Regions from separate parts of the Mus musculus genome. Here regions 2 and 3 are each linked to region 1. A link is a loop called in an ENCODE intact Hi-C map of the cell type or tissue named here. Cell type or tissue: heart. All regions are shown on one strand.

Region 1 (8,000 bases):
AATCTAATTACCAATGCCTGTTTCATGACAAGTGACTTGTTCATGCAAAGTAAGGTAAAGCTTCCAAGCGTCTGGCTACCTACCTGCCACATTTTACCTACAGAAACTTTTCTCTGAAAAAGTGAACAAGGGAGGCGATGCCAGGCACTAAAAACTAAAAGGCTCTTTTGTGTTACTCTTCCGAGGAAGAAGTCTTTCTGATCTCACAGACAGCATTCAGCCACAGGCTTTCCAAAGACTTCCAGCCATCCTCAAGAAAATTCTAAGACATTTTATTGTGGAGGCCAGGGAGTAATCACACAACTGCACGGTACAGGGAGGCCTGCTCCTCCAAAACCCAGGGCCCTAGCAGCTCTCTATACATCTGTGGCCACAGCTCGGAAAACTATCCTGTTGAAGATCAAATCCCTCCCTAACATAACAGGTTTCAAATCAAAGACATGATTCTCCAAGTGCTACGTGCACTTGGTGGCAGTGCTGTTTAAACAAATCAGTATTTCTAATCCTTCCGTCTGCACACCCAAGTATAGTGGTCACTATGAACAGAAAAGATGGTTATGTTACTCAGAAGGGGTTTAATGGGAATTTCTTTAAATTAGACTTAAATATAAATATTAAATCTAGGCAGTGGGGGGGGGGGGGGAGACTCGGCCTCCCCAAAAGAGGCTGTGAGTGAAAGTGCAAAGTGGAGAGAGGGAGGCAGCCCAGGGAAGGGATGGGGGGATGGGCGCGCTCATAGCTAGCATTCGGCAGGGAAGGGTGACCTCTGTAGGCACCGCGAGCGTCAGCAGCAGCTACCACCAGGGCCCCAGTCCGAATGGCAAAGGCTGCAGCGCTCAGATCCCAGCCAGGCGCCTTCGGGCACCACCAGGTGCCTGTAGATCCCGTGTGGATGCAAAGATACCACGCCAGGAGAGCAAATGCAACACCTTGCTTTAAAAAACAAAACAAAACGAAAAAATTCTTTAACAGATCAAGACTACGTTAGAGGGGGGCCGCAGTAAGTTTAAAACAAGGGCCTCCTGGCAGCAGGCAAAAAAAAAAAAAATGTTTTGAGTCATTTACAACTATAGATTTTTTTGCCCTTTCGAAGGGAAACGTGTTTGGTCAATTATGTTGCTGAATTTGAAATTTACCACTTTCAAGAGAGTAGGTACAATTCTTTGCTTATGTGGTAATTTCAAAAACAATTCGTTCACCTCTACTCTGAAGCCGTGCACCGCACGCTCAACTCCAATTAGGCCATTGATTTTGCTTCTAATCTGAAAGGTCTGACTCCAACCAGGAGCCAGCCGCGTCTCCACGCTCTCCTAGGGCTGAGTCCAGAATTCCGCACAGCACTTTCTGGCGGTGGTTGGGAAATGAGGTAAGAAGCAGCACCCAGGCACGGTTACTGGGGCCATGGCTGCGTATTCCAAGGGATGGCTAGCATTTTCGAAACAAGGAGCGCACTCAGGGAGACCAGACCTGAAAGTTAGTCTCAGGCCTGGTTTTCTCCCGACTGTGCGCTTTGCTAAAAGCAAGTCTGACTCCCGATTCCCCAAGTGCAAAGGCTGCAGCGTTGACTGGGTAGGGCCCTGAAGGCGTCGTTAAAATTAAGCCACCTAAGTGGACCGCGCCGCACTGGACCTAGACCACCAGTTCCGACGCGAAGGGAGAGGCCGACATGCAGAGAGCTCGCCGCCTGAGCTCTCTGGCTGAGCCATCGAGCTCCCCGCGCACATTCGGGCTAGCAAGAAGGCGCCGAGGTATCCCGGCTCAGGGACGCCCCGGGCCCAGCTCCCTTCCTCTAAGGGACGCTCCACCACCCCAGACTCTCAGTTCTTGTCGCCTTCTCGCTGGGCCCCGGCCCGTGGCTCCCGCGCTCCTCGCAAGCGCAGCATCTCTCGGAGCCCGCCAATGTGTGTCTGTAGCCCCGTTAGTGGCAACGTCCTCCGTCCTCGAAAAAGAAAGGAGGCCGGGTAGCGCCATCAGACACCTTACCGGGCATGCCACCAAGTCGCCAGGGCTTTGGGACTCCTAGAGCACTTGAGGTTGGAGCCTAATTAGAGTACCCTTGGAACCCGCGCTCTCAAGATCAACCGGTCCCCACCTAGAGAAATGTGGAAGGGTGGGGGATAGGGGACAGGAGCCCCAGGTTCTAGAAACAGGGTCCAAGGCCTCCTCCCGCCCGGACCATACAGCGTACCCCGGGCGCCGGCCGAGGGCACCGCGGAAGAGAGAAGGCTCGTGGACACCACTTACTTGGAGTTCGAGGAATTCCAGTAGATAGGCTCTAAAACTATCGATCTGGAGATCGCAGTTCTGCACAAAACCATCAAAAGTCCCCAACAGTACTTCCACACAGAGTCCCTCCTGGACCGGGCCATGGCCATGCCCAAGCCGCTCCCAGTTCTGCGCACTCCGGGACGCGTTGGGACCGGCCGCGGGCAGCGACCCCCAATCCTCCGGGGCGGACACGCCGCGCCGCTCCCGCGGTCGCCGAGGCCAGGTGCGCTCACCCTGCGCGTCCCTCAGCGCGCGGGGTGGGGTCGAACGCGCGGGGCGCGGCGGCTCGGCGGACTCGGGGCTCCGGGGCGCTGCGCCGGACGCAGCTGGGACAGTCGGCTCCCGTGCGGCTCCAGGGTGCCGGGCCAGCCGCGGAGGGCGGGCGCGGCGAGGGCACTGGGCCGGGACAAAGGCCCGCAGCGGAGAGACGAGTCGGTGTGAGGCGGCGGGTGCTGCTCCCCGAGAGGGGCCGCCTGACTATAGATCCAGGACAGCGGGCAGTGGCCCGGGCAAGCGAGCGCCGCGTCGGCGCGGTTCCATGTCCTGGAGCGCAGAGATAAAGGGCGCCTCCTGAATCCTCGCAACTCGCGGCCACTAAGCAGTCAGGAGAGCACTGGAACCCCCGCAGGCGTCTGACGCGCGCGGGCCTTTGTGTGCGGGGAGGGCGCCAGGACCCGCTCTGCGCGCAGCTCCGCGATCCGACCGGTGCCTCTGTCCCCGCCGCGGAGAGTCAGCGCGCCGGGCGCGCTGTCAGAGCACTATAAACGCGGGGCCCCGCCCAGTCAAACGCAGCCCATTGGCTCGCCGCGCCGCGAGCGCGCGCTGATTGGGCAGCATTCCCGTCAGTCTGCCGCCCCCTACCCGACACTGGGCACCCAGAGGTAGGGCGCCCCTGACAGGTGAGCCCCGCCCCCAGGACGAGCCCCGCTGGGCGCCGGGCACAGGGTTGGTCGCCTCTTAGCCACTCGCACCAGCAGGGTCACCTCGCCCGGCAAGTGCCTGTGCTGGCGAGTGCCCTCGCTAGGATAGGGCGAGACGTGGTGGACGCAGCGTTCCGCCTTGTGGCGCTCGCTCCCTGCCGCCCCTCGCGCGTATGGCGCCCTGGTACTTGGCGGATCCCTCTGAGCCATTAACTGAGGGCCTTCTAACTTGATTCTGGCACCAAGTGTTCCGGCCCGGTCCGACGCAACTCAAATCAGACTCTCACGAGGCTGAGAGCCTTAGCAGCCCACCGGCAGTGCGAGCCAGTCTGCCGCCCTTCCCGACCCCGAGACCCAACTCCGTGCGCCCGCTCCCTTTCCGGTCCTCTCCCCGCAAGAACAGCGCCTCCAAAGCTCCACTACCAACGTCTGGGAGGACTTTTCTTCACTAGCTCCCGGGACACCCCGCGACCCCACAGTGGCCAGGAAGTTAGGTGTGACCCGGACAACTATCAGTCAGAGAAGTGGCAGTTGTGATACTCGGTTGCTTGCCCAAGACCGATTTTGAAAAACTGAACCACGGCTGTGACTTCTACGGATCCACAGCGCCCACTAGCGCCCACTTTTGCCTCTCCGTACTTCAGAACAAGCCTACCGGTTACAGGATCAAATCTTAAGGATCCAGATATTCCCAAGTCGAAAACCACTTGCTTAAGATGCCCGTTATCAGAGAGAACAAAGTAGGTGGAAGGCACAGTCCCATGTACAGCCCATGGCCCAGCAAAAATTAACCACGTCTCTTCTTACAATGCTGTCCATCAATACCAGAACTTCTTCAAATGGAACTAAGCAGTTTCCACACCGATATCTTTAAAAACAAGCCCCATGATTTAGTTACTAACTACTCCCAACACCCCCCCCGCCCCCTTCATCCTTCTTTAAAACAAATTTCGAGCTTTAAAAAGTGTTGACTTTCAAAAACCTTAATGTAAGTTAGTGTATACTGCAACTACGAATTGGTTTGGAAAAACTCGTTTAAGACCAAAACACAATGTATTGAACACACCAAAATACAGCTTTAAGAAACCCTTTTCTGTAATTACTATTTTTAACTATGCCTGCAATATGATTGTGGGTGGGGAGATGGGATTCACGCTAGGTTAAACAAGGGTTACACACACACACACACACACACACACACACACACACACACACACACACACACACACAGAGTAATGTTTAACTTCCTGACTGAAAAAACTGACAGGAGCTGCTATTTGACCTTTACTGGAGAAGAGGAAAAAAGGGCACTTGTTTTAACCCAGCTTCTAAAAATACCATTTTCAGTAAGCCAGATACCCTAACACTCAAGGCATTTTACTTTGGGGACAACGTAAATATACTTTAAAAAAAATCAAAAATAATCCTGTGTGACTTCTAAAGGGGACATGGAGTCAGTAACTGCACACATATCATTTTGGTCCTCAACTGTTTATCCAGTCATTTAGGAAATTAAAACATAACCTCAAGCCATTTATATTTAACATTACATTTGTCATTATCCCAGGCAAATACAAAAGAGAACCATAGAAGAAATCCTAAAGCACGGCCACAGCAAGCATGCTGCAGTGTCTCTGAGAAGAGCTTCGTTTCACAACTAAATCCTTGGATGCTTTGAAAACAGGACACAACTCTATGCCAAATGACAACAAAATCTGAGGAAGTCGCTGGTTCCTAAAGCTAAGGATGCTTCTCAGTCAATAGACTTGGGAATTTTAAAAGTACAATGTATTACAAAATATAAATGATTTCTTACAGAGTGGCAGCAAAGCTGAAATTTCACAAAGAACAATCTATTAGCCAGCAAAAATGTACGACACACCAGGCTTCTAAGCCAATGCTAACCAGTTTGGTCCTCAGACTGTTCTGCAACTTGACCACACTAACAGCTCCAAATCGTTCATTTGCAGGGAAAGCGCGATCACATTCTTTAGGAACGGGTTGCAGTCAACTGGCTCTCGTTCAACCTTTTCCTTTATGTATTAATGGAAAAACAGTATGCTTCAAATGCAGTAATGGTACTATATTTGTTTACTGTCACCAGCATAGGTAGTAGAAAATGAAGCCTTTTTCCTAATGTGAACTGAGAGGTCTAGAGGCCCACCCAACAACCTGTGTGAGGTATTGTGGTGGGCAAATCCAAGTAGGTAACTGGCCTTCCTCTAAACAAAGTCTCTGCTCTAGGAACTGATTACGTACTTGGATAGGAACATGCAAAGTCAAATGCCATTGCTTGTAAGCTACAAATGGAACCACTGAGGGCAATACCTAGGTTAAAGGGAGAGCTCCATGCTATAAAAGGCCCAAGAGAACTTAGAGCCAACCAGTCCCAAGTTTAAGTCCTTATCAGGCAATTAATCCCAAGTGAACAGTCATTTACCCTAAGAGAACCAAGGACCACCCACATGTAAAGAAACATCTTTTATTCTAATCCTGCAGGTACTGAGATATTGAACAAGATATGATTGTATGAAATGGCTGGGTCATCAACATGCACTGCTCTTTAATTTACTGGTTTCAAAGTTTAAGTGTGAAAAATACAATCATTTCCACATCCTCCAATCAGTCGTCTGAGGATTGGAGAAGGAGCCATGTTCTTTTCAAATAGTGCTGGTCAATCCAACAATGTCTGGAGTGTCAAAGTGGCACCTCCACATTATTTTGCAGAGCACTCTAATACAAAGCAAAACAAAACAAGCACTGGGAGTTGCTTTAACAGATAGGGCTGAGGGGCTCTGACACTGGAATCCTCTGGACTCTGGCCTGCTCTGGGGCTATTTCAAAAACCACTTTCTCCAGTAATTTCACTATACGCCATACAAGGAGAGTGACCCAACTGTGCCAAACAGATGGCAACTGGCTACAAATGTATGTATGGTGCCATGCATTCGCCAGTGCAAACCTACATTATGGTGACAGCATCCTTCACCAGGACAACTCAATTCTAAAACCATCAACATACACTTCACAGATGGCAAGGTAAAAAAGGCTTACTGCTGGGGAACACCCATCTGCATACCTCACCTTTAAACCTAATAGCAAGTATTTACAATACTTTTGGAGCAGGTGATTTTAGCCCCATCTTCGGCATCTCTCAGGGCAATAATGCAAAGTATAGTGAAAGCTCTAGGTGAAAAGCAACTGAACTGAAGACAACTGTAATACCAGAAGCTTGAGTTACTAGCAGAATGGGATGTTCAATAACAAACTGAGGATCCTAAATAAAGCATGACTCAGACATTAAGTGAAATGGTACTAGACTCTGTGTTTATCCTTCTTAAACTTATGAGAAATATAAAGCCACTGACTTACAGTACATTTATAGTATATTGAAGAAAAATGGCCATACACACACACACACACACACACACACACACACACACACACACACACACAGAGGCAGGTGGGCACACAAGCAGACGCACGCACGCACACACAAGCTAGAGACATATGCCAGTACAATTAACTGACCAGGTCATAATTAAGAACAGCAACAAGCTCATTTACTACATCCTAAGTGAAACTAAAGTCCTCGTGTAGGGTTCCCTTCCCCTATTTGAAGCATGAAAGAGTCCTCACACCAAGCTAATTTAAAGGCTTAGTTTATACAGTTGAGATTTCTGCAAACTCCACAATATTAATGGCAATAACTACAAAATTTAAATACTATAATAAAAATAAACAGTCAATGATTCTATAACGCATCAAGAATTTCAAGTAACTCAAGAATTAACAAAACTGAATTAAAGGCATATTTATATTTAGTAAGTTAGGGAACATCTGAACTGCTAAGAGTGGGAAAGATTAGCTTTTATAATATGCATACAAAAGCAATGGAACAAATGAAGAAACAAGCTACTACATTAGAAGTAAAAGGTGGGTGCATATTATTGACAATGACATCTTCTTTCCTGTAGTCTGGCACTCGACAGTAATCAGTTACTAAGCCCAGGAACAATCCAGTATATCTCCGAGTCTCCAACACCAGACACTCCATCACCTAGCAACTGTGATTTCTTTTCACATGTGGCAGAAGAAACTGAGTGACAGAGTAAAGGCACGAAAAGGCTGATCTCAAGTATTTGGAGCCCAGGCTACTCTTCAAGTAGTGCTTAGAACACTAGCAGAGCAAAAGCAACTTTTAAATAACATGTCCAAACCTTGAATGTGCAACTGAGAGCAACAATGACTCTAAATTGAAGAGCTACATTAAAATACTAATCAGGAAATAATTTGAGCTAAGTTATGTTCTAGTAAATGAGGCAGACATGTACTTAGAGAGTACTAAGGTATCCTGTTCACTAAAACCTTCACACTATATACCTCATGGCCACTTAAAATTTTATCTTTAAAGATATTTAAAATGATTTCATTTTTCTTTACCACAGTGAAGAGTTAAAACTAAAGCAACAGCAGTTTCCAAAGCATGCAAACACAAAATAATCCACCAATTATTCATCTCAAGCAGCATTTTCAATGAAAAGGATGACCTGTCCCTGGAACCTTGTTCTCCACTACACCATGCCCACGCACCTCAGATAGCATTTCACAGCCTTTCCTTGAGTGTTTGAACACTAGTAAACTTCAACAAATAAGAGATTAAATGAGGCAGATTCTACTGGGTTATATGTAAGTTTCCACGTGCAAAAATACCCAAAGCAAGCCCAAGCCCCCAAGACTAGTAAATTTAAATAGTTTTTTCATCCCGCCCAACATGCTAGGGTGAAGACTATTTTTAGTCATTTTGAATGT
Region 2 (8,000 bases), 110 kb after region 1:
TGGTATCCACTGAAGCTTTCCAGGCAGCAGTGGACAATCAGGACAGTGCATACCATGGGGGCACCTGTGGGGGACGGGCAGACTCGAGCATGCCCTCTGTGTTTTGAACCCTGCACATTCCTTCTCTGTCCCTTCTCATGTCCCCTTATCTTTGCCACTTGGCTGACAGGCTGACATCTGAAAGCTCATTGTGTTGTGGAATACTGCCTCCCCCCTCCCCCCCTCTACATTTGTTTTTGGTTGTCTTACCACCCAAGATCAGACTTCATTACTTCATTCCTGAACACTCTAATACCGACTAAATATTTCTCGTTTTTAGACTTTTTTTTCTACTTGAATTCAGCCTGAACCCATAACACCATCTAATTAATTTTCTCGAGACACTTTGATCATGTAACCACCCTGACCTCAAAGTGTTAGGCACCCATCTGGCCTGTTGGACAAAGCAAAGCCCTCTGCACAGCTCACACGGTGGTGACGGTTGTGGACCAACTCTGTAGAAACGCGTCAACATGTTTGCTTCCAATTTTTTTTTTTTTGTTCACACCTTTTAAGGCAATAAGAGAAATATCTCCTTTCTTCTCTGCCAAGCCAGTCATCCCAAATCTCAGGGCTGAAATGAACCTTTACTCTCAAGATGTGCCCTCCCGCTCAGGCACTTAATGATCTGGTCGGGGGACTCTCTTCTCCTTCATCTCCAATCACATCAAGAGAAGCTGAAGACAGAGAATGCAGGTGAGGGCACAGGACTCATAGGAGACTTAGAACCAACATGGCTGTCGTGTGAGCCACTGTAAGGACAAGTGCCTCTGTGGCTTTAATGGACAAGGAGGCTGACGAAATTCCAGAACCAGTCTGAAGTTACAGAAAATAAAGGTTAGCACCGGGAGAGGCAGGAACAACAGGGATTGCTGTCATGCGACAACCTGTCTTAGCCGGCACTGACAAAGCTGCTGGTGTTTCTTCACGGCAGTTGTTCGAGGATCCATATCTCTGAGAATGTAGTGTGATCCCTGCCCCTCAGCACCTCAGGGAAAGGGTCACTTTGAAGTCTGAACAGCCCAGAATTCCCTTCGAACACGGAAGGCTCGAAGCTGGAAACACACCTCTTGTAATAGGTTCATAACATTTCTACTGGGGCCATTTCCCCACCAGGTCCAAGAGACATGGCCACTTTAGTTCACACCATTGTTCACAGAACTTTTGATGGGGATTATTTTTTTTTGATCAAATCCCACAGTTCCCCCTATCATTAGTGACATTTTACAACACTCACGTATATCACATACCATGTCAGCCACAGTCTGTCTCCAGCACCATAAGTCCTGGAGTCATGCCTTATAATTTTGAAGTTTCTGAACCATATATAATATCAAGGACATGGTGTTTGTAACTAAACAATATGCGGGAAGAAAGTCATGGCAATGGCATTTGGCTGCAGTTGAAAGCTTAGCTTTTAATGTTTCTGAAGATCTGAAAGATACTCGGTTTTTGTTTTCTCCAAGGGTCCTTCACAGTTAACTGCATAATGCCCAATTAGGAATCTTAGAAGAATTAAGGGTTGAGAAAACCCAGCCTCTATTGGAATCTTTGATTCTGCCGGCCATACTTTCCCCAAACCAGTTTTTACACAAGCAAACTCCCTGTGGGATAGAGCTGATTGTTATAACTTTTGAGTTTGCCTTGCAAAACCACAGACCCATTACAGCAAATGCTGCAGTTTAAGATGTTTAAAAGTCTACAATTGTAGCTGATTTTGTTCATTACTTGATCAGGAGAGAGAGAGAGGAAAAAAATACCACAATTCTTTTTTTTTCTTTTTTCTTCAGGTTTTAAATGAACTGAGATTTTAATATTTATTTTCTAACTTTTGTAGCATGTTAAGCACAATGTTTTTCTTTCTCAAAGGTGGGGGAATCAGAAATCATGAAAAATATCTTGATCTAAAAAAATGGGAGACAAGGACAGTTATCATTTGTCGCTTGTGAGCGGGGAGTACAAGGGAAGCCTTGTTTAGTCTCCCTGCACTGTGGTCAGGGTATGACAGGCTACCCTGCCAGCCACAGAGACAAATTTGCCAGAGCTGCAGGTGTCACGCTCATATTGGAAGGTGTAAGTCGTTTGTCATGCATCTGGTTTTGCAGAAATACTGGGGCCGTAGGAATTTATAAACACAGTTCCCCTTAATTTGTGGAAGACATTATACAGATAGCATTTTTCTCGGGCCTAAGGCAGGAATCAGAGTCATTTCCCTCTTGGGGAGTGGGGCAGCGGGACTGCACTCTCAGTTTGGTGAGAGGAGTTATGGAAGTTAGTGGATGAATCACAGATTCAGGTCCTGAATTTCATTGCTCTGCACCAGCGTCTCCCAGCTCAGTACTGCTCACATTGCAAGCCCTGTAGCTCTGGACAGTTGGGGAGCTGGCCTGTCCATACCTTGCTTCTCTACTTGTTGTCATATTTAGGAAACACCCCAGGACATTTTAAAATGTTCCTTATGGCGGGGTGGGGTGGAGGAGTGAGGAAAGAAACCATTTTCTGTTGATTAATTTTTATTTTTTAACTAGACATACACTAGAGTCACCTGGGAAGAGGGAACCTCAGTCAAGAAATTGCCTTCATCAGATTGGCCCATAGGCTTGTCTATGTGGCATTTCCTTGGTTGGTAATTGACCTCGGAGGGTCCAACCCACTGTGGGCACTGCCATCCCTAGGCAGGTGGGACCGAGCTGGGGGAGGAGCCAGCCCAAGGAAAAAGCCAGTTAGTATCATTCCTCCATGGTCTCAGCTTCATCTTTGCATTGAGCTCCTGCCCTGGCCTCCCTCAACGCCTGTGATGTAGAAACATAAGTCAAATAAACCCGACCCCAGGCTGCTTTTGGTATGTGGCAGAGACATACACTGGAACACTCCCAGTTGAAGACCGCTACTGTAGATTCGCTTTATATTTGGGGCTGCTCACTTCATATACGTCATATACCATGTTAAAGGAGAGCGGCATTTCCCGGGGACAAAGGTCCGGCCTTGTTCCAAGGAGAGCAGGTGTTGTGACTTGCAGCGAGTCTTTCAGAACGCCCTGGCAACCATGGCTGCACCTGGGGCCAAGCTCAAGGAGTCTTTTATTAGACTTTAGAGCGTTCAGAAGAGTTGTATTTCCTAAAAGTCTCCCCTTACCTTCGGGGCAGTGCCCACTTCCATTTCAGTTGTAAATGCCTCCGTTGGCTCTTTTTTCTCACTGCTGAAATAACAGCCTGGCAGTAATGACTTTACGCTCAATGCGTTTGGTTGGGGATATGGTGCACCGTGCAGGGAAAGACTTGCCACTGGCATGTGAAGCCATAACATACGAGCTGGGGGTGCAGCTTCTTATATCTTGAGGATACTGGGGAAAAAGGGGTCTCTGGTTGAAATGTGGGCTGGTTATAGCCCATAATGTCTGTACCCAAGAAATCTATTTAAGGCGAGGGAGACCCCTCCCCGTAAGTCCCCCAAGTCCTCCCAAACGCTACCGGCAGCAGGAGACTAAGTTTCTATTAAATATAAGTCCACGAGGGATATTTCAGATCTAAACCATAATAGTAACTATAAAAAATACACAATTATATAGCGGAGAACTCAGCGTGTGTGTGTGTGTGTGTGTGTGTGTGTGTGTGTGTAGACTCCTTTTTCCATGGCAAGCATCTCCATGACTAATCAATCAGTGTGCTCCTTACCATTGAACTAAAAGGTCAAGTCTCATTGCAGATTTTTTTTTAACACCTCAGCAGTGTGTCAGAAGAAGGGCTTAGGTGGAAACCTCTGTGTCACAAGTTATTTGGTAACTAATGGTAGCTATGGACGCAACTTTATTTGAATTACGGTGGTAGTGGTGGATGCACTAAAGTCTAGAAACCAAAGAATGTGTCTGGCCAAACTTCATGTTTTCATAAATGATCTTATTGATTTTTATAAGACCCGAGGGAATCCAAGACGATTGCAGGTGCTGAAAAGCTCCATTATTTTCATGGGGTACCCACCTCAGTTTTAGAGGTGAGTACCTGTATGACCCGCTTCTCTTATTGCTGTGGCGATGTTCGCTGCAGAACGACTTAAAGGGTGAAGGTTGTGCCTGTGACATCAATTTCAGGTGCTCTCGAGGGCGGATGGGCATTAGCTTCCATGAGACACTTTGTGGGTGTCAAGTGGTGACTGGTGATTAAGGACCCGAGCTCCAGGCAGGCAGAGCAGGCAGCCTGCACAGCCATGACAACGGAAAGGAAGAGAGTCATTGAAAACAGGGTGGGCTCTGTTGCCCCTGCTGGTGGTGAGAAGAGACACTTGGTGTAGGTCGGGCCTGAGCTACTGAGCCAGGAAAGGAGTCAGAGAACTCACCCTGGACATCATTTGCTGAGAAAGCATCTCCCTCTAGGGTGAACGCTCACTCATTTTGAGGTGTGTGTGTGTGTGTTTGTGTGAAGATCTTCTCTTTCAAGTTCAGGGAGCCACAGAACTTGGCACACATTATCAAAAGATGGAAACCAAACTACCAGGTTCAGTTTCTTTTAGGAGCCATATTCCATTCTGGGGGGAGGAACGAGCCATCAATGTGGACCCTACTTTAGGCTCCTCCCATACCCACAGGAAATTTTGATACATACTAAAGTTAGAAAGCATTGATCTAAGCCATACACATCTGGGTTTTGGTACACTTTCTGGGTGTTAGCGTGTAGTGACTCAGGGTGGGAGATGTCTCTGTTTTTGCACATGCTATTGGTTTGTGAATGCAGCCCATGATCAAAGAGGACAAAATTCTAGGTTGCTCTCTAATCCAGGTGTCCTGGCCTTGTGGGCCAAACCATATCGGGGAATGTGTTGGAGGCGCTGAACAAATATAAGGACACCTAGCTCAGGGGGTTCTGAAGGAATGGTGAAGCAGTGGAGATCTGGGGAAGATCAAGCTGAGGACAGGCTGGGGACAGTGCATGCTTCCTTGGACACCAGAAGCTTGCCTGCCATCCACTCCCTGGGATCCTCACATCCCAGGAATGTGGTGGTTTCAGCAATCAGTTTATCACAGTTTAACACTTCCAGGTCTATTCCAGTGTCAGCCTATGTCCAAGGAATGTGTGTATGTTGGGAGTGGGGTGAGTCTCCAGGCCGGGGGACAATATAGCAGGAGGAGTTTCCTGGCTGGACTGGCTTCTTAACACTACTAACATATTTTCGCACATTGGGAGAGTTTCATGAGGTCCTCTTGTTCCCAAATATCTTTGACTCACCTTATTCAGTGGCCTGTGTTCAGAGTGGGATCTGATTATTTGGAGAACTCAAACAACTGTGCAAGAAGGAAGCCAGACAGGTACCAAGGCTGTTGGGAAAGCCTGGTCATTGAGGGGGATGGCCTGGGAGCTGAGATATATTGAGACCAAGAAAGTCAAAGGACTTCTGAGAAGGGCTGAAAAGCTATTCTCTTGCGTAGGCCATGCTCACAGGTACATGACAGGGGTTATCGCAAATAAGGGCCTTGGAGTACAGTGGTGTCAGGAGCCAAGGTGAACACAAGAATACTGTGGACCTTGAGAACAGAGAAGGGGAGTGGGGGACCCAAGACTGCAGAGAGAAGGCGTCTGGTTTGCAGCTTTATTGGCCACCTCCGCCTCAGCCTTTGCTAACCACTGTGTGGTTGTGAGGGAGAGGAGGTGGTCACCATGCCATTGTGGTTCCTGAGTCAGCCAGAGCCCATTGCCGCCAGGGAACCAGACTCCGTGAAATGTTAATTATCTGTTAGAAAAAACAGTTTATTTTATACAATGCTGAAAACAAAAATCCAATCCCCGAGCGGGCTCTGTCATTTGACTCGCGCAATGTACATTTATTTATGCCCCGTAAAGGTACAGGGAAAGCCATACAGTGGTCTTTTTAAAAAGGTGATAACACGTTCTTTACACTAAACCGTAACACCTACGCACACAGTGATTGAGTTATAGTCAGAAAGGCACCATAAATGACATTTCCTCCCACTAATTTCACATTGCCTGTGCAGCTCTGGGGAGTAACATTACTCTTCAACAGAAAAATGTCCTATCCCACCCTGGCAACGCCTCACAGCACTTGTATTCCCGTCAGTTTTTTTTTTTTATCAGCTTGACTTGCCCTGTTTCTTCAGGGGTAACTTGTTCTCTGATGCTAGTCTGCATTTTATGGAGTGTGGAGTCATAGCAGTTTCCTTGTCCTGGTCCCATTAGCTTCCTGGTCCTATTGTTTGGAGTCTCCAGATCCTGATGTGTAATCCAACTGTTTCCCCACTATGTGGGAAGCGGAAAGCTGCCGGCCTATGTCTTGAACAACCCAAGCTAGAGCTTTCCTTTCCCAGGAAGATGCTGGCAAGACTTTCTGGGATGCAGCGCACACAGCAGCTGTGCACAGGGAGTGTGTCTGGTGGGTCCCGTCACTGGGTTGGAATCTGCTGGCAGCATGATTTCTGAGTTAAGTCTAAAACTCTGAAAGGAAGATCTCAACAGTATTTGGGTCTGTTTCTTGGTGGGTTTCAACTTTTTGCACCGGGTTATGTTTTTTATTCTGCTGTTTTCAAGTTCTTGATTCTACACCCTCCCCCAACCATCCCCCCCCCCAATTGTTGTTGTTCTCCTCCTTCTCCTCTTCTTACTCCTCCACCATATTGTAATGAACTCACATTTAACAGTACATGTAGCTAGATGAATGTAGACCGTGCAGGTAGAAAGAGACAGGAGTCGTAAATGATAATAGTTTTTCTGATTTCGACCCTGTCACAGTTGTTCTTTTTCATCCTGATGCTCACGTCTTCCGAATGCAGAGTTGTAGACTGAGCAAACACTTGCTTGGATGGTTCCCATCTCATGAGACAAGTTGACTCTCAGTCCATTGTGTTGACTCTCAGTCCATTGTGGAAGAAGTCACCTGACTCACATCCCCTCAGTTTCTCTCCAGCTCCGAATTCCTCTATGCAGCTCCTGACTTTTCTACTTTGACCCAACCCAGAGCTGGCTTTCTTTTCACAGACTAGTGCCCCTGCCCACAACGCTGCTTGGCATATCCCTTCTTCGCCCTGTAAGTGTCTTCTTTCACAGAAGGAAGGTGAAAGAGTAATCTATTTATTTTTGTTTTTGAAACAAGAGTTTCCCTGTGTAGCTCTGGCTGTCTTGGAACGCTGTAGACAAGGCTAGCCTTGAACTCAGAAATCGCCTGCCTCTGGCAGCAGAGTGCTGGGATCAAAGGTGTGTGCCACCCCTCATTGAAAGAGTAATTTATAAACAGTAGATTGTACAGAGCCTTGTCCCATGAAGGAGGTGATCTGTGTCTTAGGCCCTTTGCTGTCACTGTTTTTCATGCCAAACATTTTCACTTTGGAGAAATCACCATGGAAGCCATCTTGGTGTCCCACTCTCCCCCTTGAAGCACACCAGTCTTCCTCCGAACTCCTCCATAACTGTGCAGAGCTTAGATTCTGGCTTATTACGAAGCAGGAAGCAAACGTGGGGGCGGAAAAAGCCGAGAAGGTCTGGAGGCGGGGACACCTGTTAACAGCAATCAGGAGTCTAAGGAATCAGGAGGTGATGAAGATGGGCACTGGGTGTGTCAGGCAGAACAGGAGAACTCAGGGAGAAATGTCACACTGGCCTCATCCGTAGGCAGCTGCTGCTACAATGACAGTGTGTGGGGTTTGCAGGGTGTTTAAGCAAATATGGGCCTGTTACAGATAGAAGGACCACGAGGGGAGAATTACCTGATGTGGGGGTCAATGATGAGATAGATCTTAGGCACACTGATATAGGATGCTAGGATGGCAGGAATCTTAATTTTTAATTGCTATTGGAGAAATTGCAGTGAAGCCAACGTGACCAAGACAATGTGTCAAAGAAAGCATTTAACTCAGGCTCATGGTCCCAGAGGGCTAGAGTTCTTGACCTTGATGGTGGACAGCATGACAGCAGCAGGCAGCACGAGGCTGGAGCAATAGCTGAGAGACCAGTGTGGTGCAC
Region 3 (8,000 bases), 330 kb after region 1:
GACGACTGAGGCTCAGGATATCTCTTTATTTGTCTGAAGTTGTATGGCTGGTAAATGGTAGTAGGTCCAGTGTTTAAACCCAGGTTTTTTAAGTCTATATTTATGCTTTCTGTTACAGCTGGAAAAAAATGGCAGGGTTCATAGATTTGGGGGGAGGTTATACATAATAAAGAAAGATGGAGATTGTGTGCAGAATCACCTCAGGGACATACAGTCTCCAAGGTTGTGGCTGTTGTTGTTTTAATTACAAAAATAAAAACAGCAACCTGAGTTGTGTCCTTGGGAATAATCGGGACAGGAACTTCCTTGATGTTCAGGGATAGAAGCAGTAGGTGCAGGAGACAAGAACACTTGAGGACAGACCCAGGACAGTCCCAGGACAGACCCCAGGACAGATCCCAGGTGCATCTTTGTGGGGAGCGGGTGTGGCGGTAGTCCCAAAGGCGCCAGGGACTGCAGCTAAGTCATATGACTTGCACCTGACTTCCTCATATAAGACACAAACATCTTGAGTGCTGCGCAGGTGTACCAGGACACAGGTGAATCCAATTTGGTGGAGATTTGCCCCTGCTGCCCTGATTAGCTGAAGCCTCGTGACTGGCGAGGGGGCGTGGCCTGCGGTGAGAGAGAGTATAAAAGGAGTGAGAGGCCCAGGGTTCGGGGGAGATATAAACAAGGGAGATATAAAAACAAGGGAGATATAAACAAGGGAAATATAGAGAAAGAAGAAACAGGACTGAATAAACGTGTGCAGAAGGATCCTGTAGCAGCGTCGTTCTTCCTGGCCAGTTGAGCGCGCGCAACACATCTTGGCCATAGAAAAGCCTGATTAGAAAAACCAATCAGATCCAGACATTTCCATAGGGCAGGGTTGCTGAAGTTGGTAAATATGGGCAAAGAGTTACATCTGAGCTTTGGAGAGGCACTAAATAATTTTTTTTTCATGTAAATAAGTCTCACTTAGTGTGTGTGTGTGTGTGTGTGTGTGTATGTGTTAGCCTTCAGATTTAATGGGTCACCTATATTTCACCTGTCAGGAGTAAATGTAACATTTTTTGATTTAGACTTAAACTTGAGTATCTGTAGTTAGGGGTATCTAGTAGGGTCTTTGTGAGATGTTCAAGTTGATCAACATCAGTATGGGTCTTAAAGCACACTAGAACCAAAGAAATAGAATGAATGCCACATGAGAACCAGACCTCTAAAGAAACTCCTCAAAATGCCCAGCGTTGGCCCTGTTAGTTTGCTTATTTAAAAAGCAGTTTTCTGGGTCATTAGAAACATGCGTTTCTAAGAAAAGGGCTTAGATGTGTCTATTTTTAGCCCGTTGCTCAAAGTCATTGGGGTGTACAGAAATGGTTTAGCATTGCTGACACAGGTGAGCCAGCATCATCAGCCCATGTTAGCCAGGCCACATGGAACACACTGCTCAATTCCCAGAGCTGTGGGTTACGAAGAACTTAGTGAGTGAGCTATATGGCCTTGGCAAAGCCAGGGGGTAGGCTATGACACCATAGACACAGAGAGCCACGACTGTTTAGCCTGGAGAAGGTTCAAGACGACTTGGCTTCATTCTTTGCATACTTCTGCAGAGGAATGCTGGTGTATTTTTCTATCCGGTGCCCAGATGTTAAAATCTTGACCAATGAAAATGAAGATGAACAAATTTGGGCTTAGGACAAGGGTGCATGGGCCAGCCATCCTACCATCTGGCGAGAGTCAGCCTCTTTGGGAGACATCTCCAGCTTCAGGCTTGCTTATTTAGGAAATGGAAGATGAGGGCTTGCGCAGGCCTCCTTGGCTGCGCGTCTCTCAGAGTCTGGCCTGAAGGTCAAGTTTTTGAGTCACAGCCAGACACTTCCTACGGCCCCGGCCCATAAACCCCTGTGAGGGTTGAGAACTAGTGTGTGCTCCCTGAGATCAGTGGAAATAATTACAGCCTGGGGACACGAAAAACAGAACAAGCCCACACAGGCATCCTCTGGATTCTGACCAGCAGAGAAAATGTTGACAGTGACTTTCAAAAGCCGACACAGCCACCAGGTGATCATCACCCAAGGTCCTTTGTTCAGGGAAACAGGAAGTCTTCATCTGGGGTGAGACCTTGCTGAAAGATGCCAAGTGTTTTGGAGTAGGGGCCAGAAATCCTGCTTGTTGGACAGTTTGAGTTTGTGTAGCTCTTAGAGACTGCATGACCCTTATTTAGTTTTAATTTCTTCCCTTTAAAAGTAAATAGGCATTACCAGAATGACAACACAACATTTCTTTGAAGAACATGAGTTCTTATTCTGCTTTGATTGGGAATATTTGAAAATGCTGGCTTCGTGTTGTCCCTCAGTTCAAACCAACATACAACCCCAAAGACACATTTAAAGCCAAAAGTGCCATCCTTTTTTTTTTTTAAAAGAAGGACAAGACTTTTAAATCCTTAGAGTTCATGTCGACTTCAGCGGGAGAGGTAGCTACTCAGAAACTCGTTTTTTCCCCCCTCCTTTTCATAATACAATGAATTTTTAAAAAGCAAGCCCACTCATTACTGAAATTACCCCAGTCCTACTCACCGAAGTCAATTTGATTGACTGCAGTTACATAAGGCACAGCTGCCTTTGTTTCACGACACCCTCCCGGTGCTCAAGGTGCTCACGTTAGTCCTTGCCCTTTACCCTTAGATTCGCTCTCCTTGGAAGAGTCCGAACCAAGGAAAAATCCGGAGCAGTAAGAAGTGAGACTCATAAACAAGGACAGAAGCAGAGGCACGAAAAGTCAGGGGTGGGGGTGGGGACAGTGACTTGCAGTTGTGATTTGTGAAGGGGAAGGTCATGGGAGAGCTGAGTATGGAAGACAAGGCAGGCCCTCATAAACGTCCCTTGCCCATTGCAAGAGACAGGGGAATCAAGGGCTGTGCCCTAAGAAAGAATGTTTTCCTAACCCAGCATCTCCGTTAAAGTTCATAGGAGAACCTGAGGTCCAAGGGTGAACCTGAAGCCTTGCTTGCATTTATGTTTCCTTCAGCCCTGGGTGATCAGGCAGAAGGTTTCCACGATGTCAGATGTACAGCGAAAACCCGGACAGAGAAGGCCATAGGGAAAGAATGCTGCTGTGGGAGGGAACAGGGTCAGCTTCCCGCGGGGATGCGGACACAAAGCCCAAGGTGCTATACTCCTGTTGGCTGCTGACTGCAGGCCTGGCTGACATCAGGCCCTGATGATGCCTGTTAACACTGAGCAAAAGCGCCCTGTGCTTTTTCAGAATACAGCCCCAGCCCTTTCTGCTGCTTGGTGGGTTGATGCTAAATTAAACCAAGAGCTAGGAGGGGAAGTCAATTTCTATTTCTGGCTGCTTTAGACAATATGGAGTCCTGGGTGGGAAGGTTCACAACAGAGTGGATTTTCCAGGAAGTGCTGAGGTCTTCCTGCGTTTTGACGCCAGAATGTTGGCAAAAGCTTTCACGGTAGGACTTTTTTTTTTTTTTTTTTTTTTTTGTGCCTACTAAAGCAAGCTTTAGCTTTTAAGTAAGCAGAAATTTCCCTGGGATCTACTGCCCTCTGCTGGCGATGGCAGATACTTCCCTTCTCTTTCATCAGCTGCAAAGGATAGAATGAAAAACGAGTTAATTTAATAAATAACCCTCATGGGCAATGAAGAAGTCACATGTGAATTCCCTTAAATATAAGCTTACTGAGTTTATAATAAATGAATAATAAGTAAATAAATAAAATTAATTAATTAATTAGACTTTTTAGCTCCTCCTTGGCAAACTCCTCAAAACATGTACAACAGCAACCCCAAATTCTCACCACCCCTCTAAAATTTTAGGGATTTATTATATATAATAAACTGATCAAAGGATTCTAGTCAGCTATTTATAAACCTCCCCACAACCTCCTAAAACATAGCAGGGGGGTTATTTTAGATAAACTCTGGCTGTCCTGAATTTATGCTTTAATGAGCTCCCAGGTGGACAGTTTCATAAATCCACCGTCATGTGTCCAGCACCTCCTTGGTTAGTTAATATATACTGAAGACTAAACCATTCAAACTCCCTAAACAATAGATTCCATCAGTGCTCCTCCCTGGGCAGAAACTGCTACAGTCAAACAAAACAGGAGAAACCAGGGATGACCCCAGAGCATCTTCAAAGCCCAGCAAAACTTCCCCGCGGTTTTTGAGTCAAACTTGATAGTCCATGGAATAGCTCACCTGCCGCCAGAGACTTGTTTACTGCACTCTGATATGATCAAACAAATGCTCAGAAACTGGGGTAGATCCACACTTAGAGAAACAAACCTGTAGTGAAACTCAGCTGCAGAACCCGGATGAGAATTAATTGTCTCAAAAACCCTCAGCCCGTGGCTCCACCAGCCCAACAAGGCTGTGTCTTTATTAGTAATCAGAAGGAATTTGGTACATTGAACACTTTATCACAAGCCATGCTCACGGGTGAATTCTAATTAAAGCAGTTTTATGGCTTAAGAGACAGCCCAAACTTAAAAACATTTTTAAGAAAGGGAAGCTGCTACAAAGCCAGAAGACTGTGAGCTGATCTGTTTGTTTAACCCAGGTGGGCTCTAGAGTCAGTTACGTTCTCTTGTTTATAATTATTTGGGGGTTTGGAGGAGCCTCGAGTGGCTTTTTCCTCTCTCCTTTAAATTAAAGAGCAGCGTGCAGGCTGCTCCATTCGGTTCTGCTTGGGTAAGCCTCTACAGTGAATTGGGGTGTCCCATCACTTCCTGGAGGAACAGTTGGCTGCTGAGAGCAGGTTTATTTAAAGCAAGAAATTTCTTTAAATAAGTCTTTGGTCACGCTGTGGAGGGGGTTGCAAATGCAGCCTGACTGAGACTACCCATGCATGGGGGAGCCTGTAAAGGAATCTCTGCTTGTCTAACCATGTAAGTCCTAAGGAAGGCTTTATTTTAAATTCGAGACTTTATGTTCATTTTATTATACACAGTCTTAATTTGCGCCTCAAAAGAGGGGGCTCCAGGGCGGACATAAAATTAACTTCTCTTTCAGTGTGCTAACCTTTTGGTTTTAATTTATTCACTTGTCAATCTTATGAATGCCTGGTGAACTCAGGCTATTGATTTCCGTGGCCAATGCTATTTTTCCTGTTTATTATAATATATTGTCCCATTGTTACCAGCGCTTGCACTCAGCTAGATTTCCCACACAGTGGACAGGAAACCGTTCCATGGCATCAGACTTCCTTAGATTGATTTTCCAGAGGCTGGGAGGGACCTGCCCACTCCTAGCTCTTTGTGCTGGGACAGCCCAAGGGCCCCAGCAGGCCTCCTTGGACACTTCCTCCCAGGCCCCAGAGTGGGGGTGGCCTGTCGCCCCTCCCGAGACAGTCCCCGCAGCCCTGGGAAACGCTCCTTATCAGTGCCAAGGTTATGTCATTTCTTTTTACATACGATGTTTATTGTTTTTAGAGCCAGCACTGTGGGAATGTTCTTTTCAAGCGCGACAATAGGGCAGCCACAGAGGCAAACTGGTGAATCCCCAGCCCGGAGTTGCGGGCCGTCCATGCAGCTGGGTAGGGTGGCTCTGCGCAGGCTCCTGATTAATTGATTCAAAGATTTAGCACCAGTCTTTAACCGGGATCTTGCCTGTGGGTTGCTTAAAACACCAAGAACGCTTTTAAGGTGGTCCAGGAAATGAATCTGTTCCTTGCTCCGCCTCCCTTCCCCCACTCTAACTCCTTCCGCTCTGCCCTCCTCTCCCTCCTCCACATCTTCTCTCCTCAGTTCCCGGCTTTCCCTCTCTTCCTCTCTCCCTCCCTCCTCTCAACACTGCTGTTACTATTTTTTTTTCCTAAATACCCCCAAGCTTTGAAGGCAAGCATCAGCACGCAACCCATGATTTGGGATTTAAGAGACACCTGCCCTACATATAGGCTCCCAGTTTGAAATAATTTGAAACTCAACAAATTGCCTGAGACAACACATGTGGGGTTTTCATATTTTAGAAAAGTAGGTCGCTACAATTATTGACTTGCTCGAGTATGCACTATCAAACTAAAAATCATTATAATTTTTCTTATCATAAATTTGCTTTCTTAGGAATAGTTTACTGTGAAAATTTACCCATACCATGTAGTAGATAATATTATTTTTAAAAACTGGGTGCTATGCTTTGGAAGGAGTTATTAATTTACAGCCTGAAATCACGTATCCCCCACCCCCACCCCCCTAGGAATTCATTATCAATTAGAGAATCTCCTCCAGGAGGCGGGCAGATGAAAGAGTTCCAACCACAGGCTCAGTCCACCGAGGCGCTGGTGTGTGAAAGGCACTTTGGAGTCTCCTGGTTCCTCTGATTGAAGTGCAGGGGTTTGCGGGGATGGGAGGAAGAGAGAGCATTTGTTCTAAGGACTCCATCAAGGAGAACCCAGCTTGGGCATCTGAGAATACATCCTGAGGCCAGGGACGTAGCTTCTGCTGAAGGTTGCAGTTGCCCAGCAAGAATCCTTGCTATTGACAGAGACCCAGGGAGATTCAGGTTCAGATCAGTTGAAAATATAGATCCCACTTGTTTACCTCCGCAGGGGTGGCACTCACGGGGGTGGGGGGGCACTCACAACTTTTGCTGAGTTTCTGTGAACCATCTTGGAGGTTTAAACTGTCTAGAACCGGTGGGATCTCAGACAGGCTTTCAGATCTGTATACATTAGAGAACCTTGAGTTGCTCTTTGACTCGCTTGGAAACGGGTGGTATTTGAGACCCACTTTTGTCTTGGGAAGAAGCCACCAAATAGATGGTTTCCCTCTTAGGGGAGCAGGCATTTCCTTCTTAGTGAATACATACGGTGGATTCAGTTTGACTTGACCAGGTTCTAGGGGATGTGCAGGTAAGTTCTGCTTCACAGCAAAATGGAAATATTCATAGACAAGACACTAATTCTGTCTCCCAGAAGGGGCTGCGAGCTACCTCAGAGTTGCTTTGAATCATAGCAGAAGCAGGCAGACCATGGAGAAGGCCAGAGAACAGGTCATTTGTCTCTAAGGGGCATTTCCTGGTGTTGTCTGTATCCTTCTTTTCTTTTTAAAGACATGGTTGTAAAGATTTACCTTTGTTTACCCTTGCATTCCTCTGTCTGTGTGTGTGTGTGTGAAAATGTACCCCATGTATGTGCAGGTGCCTACTGAGGTCAGAGAAGGTATTAGATCTCCTTGGAGGTGCAGTTAGTTGGATTCTGATAATGGATGCTGGGAACACAATACTGATTCTCTTAATGAGAAGCTGAAAAACCAGCCTGCCTCTCTCTTAGGCTTAGAAGCCATCCTACAGTAACAACAAGCTAAGCTTATCCCTGTTTGTGCTTGTTATGCTATACCTCTGTTTCTCAAGGATTGGGCTATGCCACACCTATGACCTTACCTACAATGTTCTGTATTGCCTGTCCCAGGAATGGAAATCGAAATCATGGGATTTTTTTGTTTGTTTTGTTTTGTTTTCTTTGTTTCAAAAAGCTGTTTATAACCATCTTCCAACCCTACCTTGTTTTCAAAAGGTTGTGTGACAACCTGTGACTATCTTGTTATGACTCGGTGTTGTTATGACTGCCTTGTTATGCCCACCTTGCAACCGTGTCTGTTTCCGGAGGGAGTAACTTGTTATATGTATGTTCCGCTGCTGTAACCCCATCTGTTTTGCCCACCAAATCACATTTGGAGGCCCCCTCCCCCTGAGCTATAAAAAACCCTTGTCTTTCTCACATCCAATGCTGACCCCTCAAACCCTGTCTTACGGGCAGGCAGCCCATGTTCATGATAAAAAAAAATTTACCTTAATTAATTTGGCCATGATGACTTGGGTCAGTGGTCCCTCTCCTCCAAGCTTTGGGATTAACACAGAAAGTGCTCTTAACTGCTGAGCCACCTCTGCAGCTTCCTTGCTATTCCCTTACCCAGTGGTTTTACAGTTATATAAGCCCTAAGTATCAGCTAGGCTGGCATACATCTATAATCACAGGACTTGGGAGGGGGAGGCAAGGCCAT

The links. Hi-C counts contacts between places; a loop is a spot of excess contacts. Peaks named below come from ENCODE experiments on the same cell type or tissue, not always from the same donor. Only the 100,000 strongest peaks of a DNase experiment are listed, where the experiment ranks them.
Region 2: it touches region 1 in a loop (2.5-fold over the local background); 2 of 42 quality-filtered maps call a loop at or near these places.
Region 3: a loop joins it to region 1, with 10 times the contacts of the local background. A loop is called at or near these places in 19 of 42 quality-filtered maps.

The regions. Positions count from the first base shown.
Region 1 is chr8:8,658,240-8,666,239 of GRCm38, forward strand. Efnb2 (ephrin B2) reads right to left here and starts at 3,003. Exons shown (of 5, transcript NM_010111.6): 1 at 2,245-3,003. The coding sequence starts at 2,375. In heart, CTCF peaks have their summits at 805 and 3,818; DNase peaks (open chromatin) are centred at 772, 1,502, 3,082, 3,732 and 1 weaker place; H3K4me3 peaks cover 4,197 bases; H3K27ac peaks cover 3,950 bases.
Region 2 is chr8:8,766,325-8,774,324 of GRCm38, forward strand. No RefSeq gene overlaps it. Among named protein-coding and RNA genes, the nearest start is that of Gm39127, 47 kb to the left of the region's middle. In heart, a CTCF peak has its summit at 4,305; a DNase peak (open chromatin) is centred at 6,237.
Region 3 is chr8:8,989,420-8,997,419 of GRCm38, forward strand. No RefSeq gene overlaps it. Among named protein-coding and RNA genes, the nearest start is that of 4933430N04Rik, 140 kb to the right of the region's middle. In heart, a CTCF peak has its summit at 3,560 (motif pointing left); DNase peaks (open chromatin) are centred at 1,792, 3,322 and 5,342; H3K4me3 peaks cover 1,327 bases; H3K27ac peaks cover 5,044 bases.